Regions from separate parts of the Homo sapiens genome. Here region 1 is linked to region 2. A link is an interaction called in ENCODE POLR2A ChIA-PET data of the cell type or tissue named here. Cell type or tissue: endothelial cell of umbilical vein. All regions are shown on one strand. Each heading gives the region's core, and the rest is flanking DNA. Links, peaks and the distances in the headings are about the cores only. Region 1 overlaps CD109 (CD109 molecule). Region 2 overlaps SLC17A5 (solute carrier family 17 member 5).

Evidence for each region. ChIA-PET counts read pairs that join two places held together with the same protein. Peaks named below come from ENCODE experiments on the same cell type or tissue, not always from the same donor. Only the 100,000 strongest peaks of a DNase experiment are listed, where the experiment ranks them.
Region 1: POLR2A ChIA-PET joins it to region 2 with 8 read pairs; 10 of 35 experiments call an interaction of 5 or more read pairs at or near these places.

The regions. Positions count from the first base shown.
Region 1 is chr6:73,729,396-73,732,316 of GRCh38, forward strand. It overlaps CD109 (CD109 molecule), which reads left to right. Exons shown (of 33, transcript NM_133493.5): 4 at 949-1,179. Among named protein-coding and RNA genes, the nearest start is that of CD109, 35 kb to the left of the region's middle. In endothelial cell of umbilical vein, for the core only: no CTCF peak of the experiment used is centred there; no DNase peak of the experiment used is centred there.
Region 2 is chr6:73,643,676-73,646,596 of GRCh38, forward strand. SLC17A5 (solute carrier family 17 member 5) reads right to left here. Exons shown (of 11, transcript NM_012434.5): 2 at 732-928. Among named protein-coding and RNA genes, the nearest start is that of SLC17A5, 8.9 kb to the right of the region's middle. RefSeq lists enhancers at 1-41, 1,005-1,174. In endothelial cell of umbilical vein, for the core only: no CTCF peak of the experiment used is centred there; no DNase peak of the experiment used is centred there; H3K4me3 peaks cover 686 bases; H3K27ac peaks cover 290 bases.

The sequences.
Region 1 (2,921 bases), core at 244-2,743, 86 kb after region 2:
CACCTGAGGGATTGTTGTGAATTAAAATGATATAGTGCAGGTAAACTGCTCAGTATGGCTCTGGTCTGCTAATGCTAGAAGGTAGGACTTCTATTGTTATTATTATTATTATTATTATTATTATTATTATTATTATTATTTTGAGACAAATTCTCGCTCTGTTGCCCAGGCTGGAGTGCAGTGGCACGATCTCGGCTCACTGCAACCTCCATGTTCAAGCGATTCTCCTGCCTCAGCCTCCCGGAGTAGCTGGGACTACAGGCGCATGCCACCACACCTGGGTGATTTTTGTAGTTTTAGTAGAGATGGGGTTTCACCATGTTGGCCAGGCTGGTCTCAAACTCCTGACCTCAGGTGATCTGCCTGCCTTGGTCTCCCAAAGTGCTGGGATTACAGGTGTGAGTTAACGTGCCTGGGAAGGATTTCTGTTATTAATAGTAGTAGTAGAAGTAGCAGCATCATCATCCCTACCAAGACTATGACACATATGCGCAAGATGCATTAGGAGAATGCATCTCAGAAAACAGGTTGAGAGAATATAGCAAGAAACAAATTTTGTGCAGAAGAGCCTTTCATCAGCTGACTGCCTCAAATAGGGTGAGCGTGGAAAAGAAGGTTGAAGGATGTTAGATATTCTGACCTGCAATAACTGTTAGGGAGGATGAATTTGCACTTGGAATAGGAAATGGCAAGGTGACTCCTGCTGAGGGAGAGCAGTGGGCTATGTGTCCCCCATTCCAGGAGCCCTGTGATGTAACTGGAGAGCAAACTGCAGGAAGTTAAAAGAGGGAAAACAAATTAACTCTGATGCCTGGGAGGGGCAAATTTTCAACATCGCAGTTACTTTTGATAATACTGTGTATTTACTTTTTTTATTCTAACTTGCAATTAAAACATTTTTGAGGTAAAATAATGAGACCTTGATGTGTGATCTCTTTTTCCCCCCAGCTACCTCTGAACAGTGCAGATGAGATTTATGAGCTACGTGTAACCGGACGTACCCAGGATGAGATTTTATTCTCTAATAGTACCCGCTTATCATTTGAGACCAAGAGAATATCTGTCTTCATTCAAACAGACAAGGCCTTATACAAGCCAAAGCAAGAAGTGAAGTTTCGCATTGTTACACTCTTCTCAGATTTTAAGCCTTACAAAACCTCTTTAAACATTCTCATTAAGGTAAGTGCCAGACAGAAATGAAGCAAGGAATTCTAGCCATCTTACTAAACCCCTCTGGGAAGTTCTGCTTGTGTTACTGACACTGGAATATTTTAGAATTCACCTAAGATAAGCTTCCCTCCCAACATGGAACTCCTCTAATAGGAAAGAAGGTGGTGCATGCACTGGGTTAAGAGCTCAGCCTCTAGAGTCAACCTGCTTGAGTTCCAGGCCTGGGGTCTTCATTGATTTATACAGTTGTCAAACATTTATTAAACTTCTGTGTTCCAGGCACAGCGATAGGGCAGTGAACAGAAGAGATTAAGTCCCTGCTGACACTGAGTTTATTTTTCAGTGGGTAGTAGGAGACAGACATAATAAATAAACATACAAATATATATTTATAAAGGGACAGATATGTATGTATTTGTGTGTGTGTATGAGAGAGAAAAAGGGAGTGAGAGACAGAGAGTTTGTGTTTGCTATTTTCTTTCTTTCTTTTTTTTTTTTGAGATGGAGTTTCACTCTTGTTGCCCAGGCTGGAGTGCAATGGCACGATCTTGGCTCACTGCAACCTCCGCCTCCTTGGTTCAAGCGATTCTCCTGCCTCAGCCTCCTGAGTAGCTGGGATTATAGGCATGTGCCACCACGTCTGCCTAAATTTGAATTTTTAGTAGAGACGGGGTTTCACCATGTTGGTCAGGCTGACCTCGTGATCCACCCACCTCAGCCTCCCAAAGATGCTGGGATTATAGGCGTGAGCCACTGCGCCCAGCATGTTTGTTGCTTTCTCTAGGGTTGTCTGGGAAGACTGATTTGAGCAGAGAGCCAAAGGCAGTAAAAGAAAATAAGCCCATACAGAGGGGGAAGCACATGGAAAGGCCCTGAGGGGGAGCTTGTTTGGCGCATTGGAGGAACAACAAGCTGGCAGTGTGCTGGAGCCCCGGGGCGAGGGGACAGGTGCTAGGACATGAGGTCCTATACAAGTAGGTGGGTTAGGGTGGGGCTCATGCAGGGCCTTATTGGCCATGATAGGGACTTTGAAACTTATGCTAAGTGAAGTGAGAATTCACTGGAGAATTCTGAGGCAAGACTTGATGTAATCTAACTTAACATCTTAAAAGGATCACTGTCAGCTCTAAGAAGAATAGATGCTAGATGCTAGCTGTGTGATCCTGGGTAAATTTATTAACCTTCTAGAACCTCAGTTTCCTTATCTAGAAAATATGTAATAATAAAACCTCAAAAGGTTTTTATGAGGCTTAAGTGAGATAATTCAAGTAAACCATTTAGAACTGTGTCTGGCACATAGTACATGCTCACTAAACGTTAGCCATTATTATTATTTTAGGAACCCCTTTTGAAAGGTAGTAGTTTTGTCTCTGCTGCTTAATACTCTGATGATTTGGAGGCACTGTGGTTAGCACACTGAGTGCTTTCCTGTGAGAATCAAGTTGAAGACAACTGAGATCCAGCTGGGCCTGGTTTTCTGTATTTAAACGGAGAAGAACACTGGACATTTGATCATTACTTGGAAATAGGGTGACTAACATCCCAGTCTGCCTGGGATGCCTCTGATTTTAAAACTGAAAAGTCTCTGGTCCTGGGAACCTCCTTAGTCTCAGGACATTGGTTACTCCAGATATTCTAATGAATAACATAGTGTGGAAGGTAAAGTAGGCCTTTTAGTTTGGTATCTTCCTATTCTTAGTTTATTTGTTGTTATAAATTAAAACAACAAAACCCAATCAAATAAACATGTA
Region 2 (2,921 bases), core at 249-2,748:
CGTGTTGGCCAGGCTGGTCTCGAACTACTCACCTCAGGTGATCCACCTGCCTCAGCCTCCTAAAGTGCTGGGATTACAGGCATGAGTCACTGCACCCAGCCTGCAAATGTACTTCTAAAAAGAATACTAGCTTTTCTTTCTGTACTATCTCCTCGTGTGATAAGCAACATAAAATGAAGTATATATAACTTAATTATAAACAAATGATGAATACACATTTATTAATACCACTATAACATAAGGCAGGCAAAATGACTTATGTGGCTTAGGTTGGGCATGTGTACATTCAGAAAAGAATGTCCTAAGAAACTGGCCAGTTCTTGTTTTTCATCTTGCAACTGAGATTACCTAAACTCTCTTGCAGCTGTAACTCTATAAGTGATATAGGGTTATAAATAATACTCCTATAAAAGCTATTTAGAAAATTTAAAACAGTTTAATTTTCTGTTATATAAAACAGGTTTTTCCAAATTTTCTTTAAGCATGGTATGTTTATAGAGGGAATGGAAGAACTACTTTTCAAACAGATGAAGGTGTATTACGGCATAGCAGTAGTAGCTATAGTTACAAGTTATTGCCCAATCAGTTCCTGGGAAAACACAAAAAGAAAGTGATTCAGAGTATACACAAACAAAGTATAGTTTCTGTAGGATGAAAAAAGACCTTTTAATATTTTTACTTGCAAGTATTTTAGGATAATTAAAATTGTTTCCTTAAAAAATAGCACCTACCGTTTGATTATGATGAACTTTTATGGGAGCAGAATGCTCTGGACACGCCTTGGAAGTTCTATTATCTTCTAAAGTTGTATTTGAATCTACCATATCCACTAACGCAACACTCAGATTCACACGTAATGCATACACAATGAAGAAACCAAAAAAGGCCAAAATTGCTAAGTTGTAACGAGCAGAGCAGCACACTGGAGCTGAAATAAAGATTGGGGAAAATTTTTATTTATTTTTAAATTTTTATTTTTAGAGACAGGGTTTTGCCATGTTGCTTAGGCTGGTCTTGAACTCCTGGGCTCAAGCCATCCACCCACCTCAGCCTCCCAAAGTGCTGTGATTATAGGCATTGGCCACCATACCCGGCTGCTTTAATTAAAAAAGTTAATTACATGATATTGTCTAAATAATGAAAAAGGTTGCTTTTTAAAAGTACAAAAATAATTATGAAAAAATGTTAAAGAATATTCTTAGATTAAGCAAATCTAAGAAACATTTGTCAAAGATTAGCTGTTTCTCATATCTGTAGTTTTGGTAAAAATTTCACACATGAGAGCCTGAACTATAAAAAAGTTCATTAAAACATGGAGGTAGTAGTTTTATCACCTTTGCTGAGAAAAAGATCTATTCCAGATTCAAACTGAACCCCTACTCCTTGTCAGCTGGCAAAGATATACGGCATGAGAAAAGCAGGTAAGGAGGTTTAATGGCATTACTATTTCTGAAAAACTATCTGAAACATGGTCAATAAGTACTTGAGTACTTACAATGACATGATATATTACTGATTATGAGTTAGTAGCCATCTCATTGTTAAATGTAGCATAGCAAAAAAAATTTACTGCCAAGGGTAGGGCATGAAATTTCTCTTGATAAATTTCTTACCTCGAAGAGTATCCTCAAAGGCTGGGTTTGAATCAGAAGCCATGATTAATACTTAAAGCCATCGTAAACTAAATGCATTTAAGAATCTAGAAGCAAACTTGCAGAACCTATGACAGTTGCAGCATCTGTGACAGTTGCTCAGTAGTTATCAAGCGTAAAGGGCTCACAGTAAAAAGGGAAATCAGTGAATGTACCACCATGATTAAAAAAAAAGGATGCCGGGCACAGTGGCTCACGCCTGTAATCCCAGCACTTTGGGAAGCCGAGGCGGGCGGATCACCTGAGGTCAGGAGATCGAGACCATCCTGGCTAACTCGGTGAAACCCCGTCTCTACTAAAAATACAAAAAATTAGCCGGGCGTGGTCGCGGGCGCCTGTAGTCCCAGCTACTCGGGAGGCTGAGGCAGGAGAATGGCGTGAACCCGGGAGGCGGAGCTTGCAGCGAGAGGAGATCGCGCCACTGCACTCCAGCCTGGGCGACAGAGACAGAGACTCCGTCTCAAAAAAAAAAAAAAAAAAAAAAAGAATGCAGAGTAGGTTGGAGGAACCAATAAAAGGATCATGTGAGAGGAGGAGTTTGACCTATTTATTACTCTAACTGTGGGCTTATGCATAGTTTCTCTTTTTTCTTCTTTTATTGAGTTGCAGAATTGGAGAGGGATAGGATTCAGGATGCTGACTAAGGATAATCAACCTCTTAGTAACAAAGAGAAATTAGCTAATCCAGAGTCTGAACATCTTTAAGTTTAGTAAACTCTGAGTGGCTGATAAATACCTCTTTAAAGATATAAACATGTATTTCATTAAGCAATGACATATTAAAATTAAATGAAAATATGTGTGCTTTTATTTGGTAATGACACATCAACATCATATAAATGTGTGTATGTTTTTCCCCTACTTAAGAATCCTGGTGTTTTCATTAACCTAGCATCAAAGGAGAGAATATATTTTACAGAATACAAAAGTCTTGATACTGGCTCAGATGAACTGATTTAGACTGAAACATTAATGAATATGCACAACTATACTTAGGTTTATATTAATATATTATGATCCAACTCACTTTTCTGTATGCCCTCCTATGTTTAACAACTGCTATTATTTTTTTTTCCCTGTGTAAGATTAACTTCTTTTAACAGGAAACTTTTCATTTGGCATTCTTAAATCCTTTCTTCAGGGGTACAGCTATGAAATTTATGGTACCACTACCATAGTTAGATCCAGATCTGTAAGAACTGAATTTCTAAAGTTCTATTCACATTGTCTCTATTACTAGAATCTAGGCGAATTTGCTTTCTGCTGCAA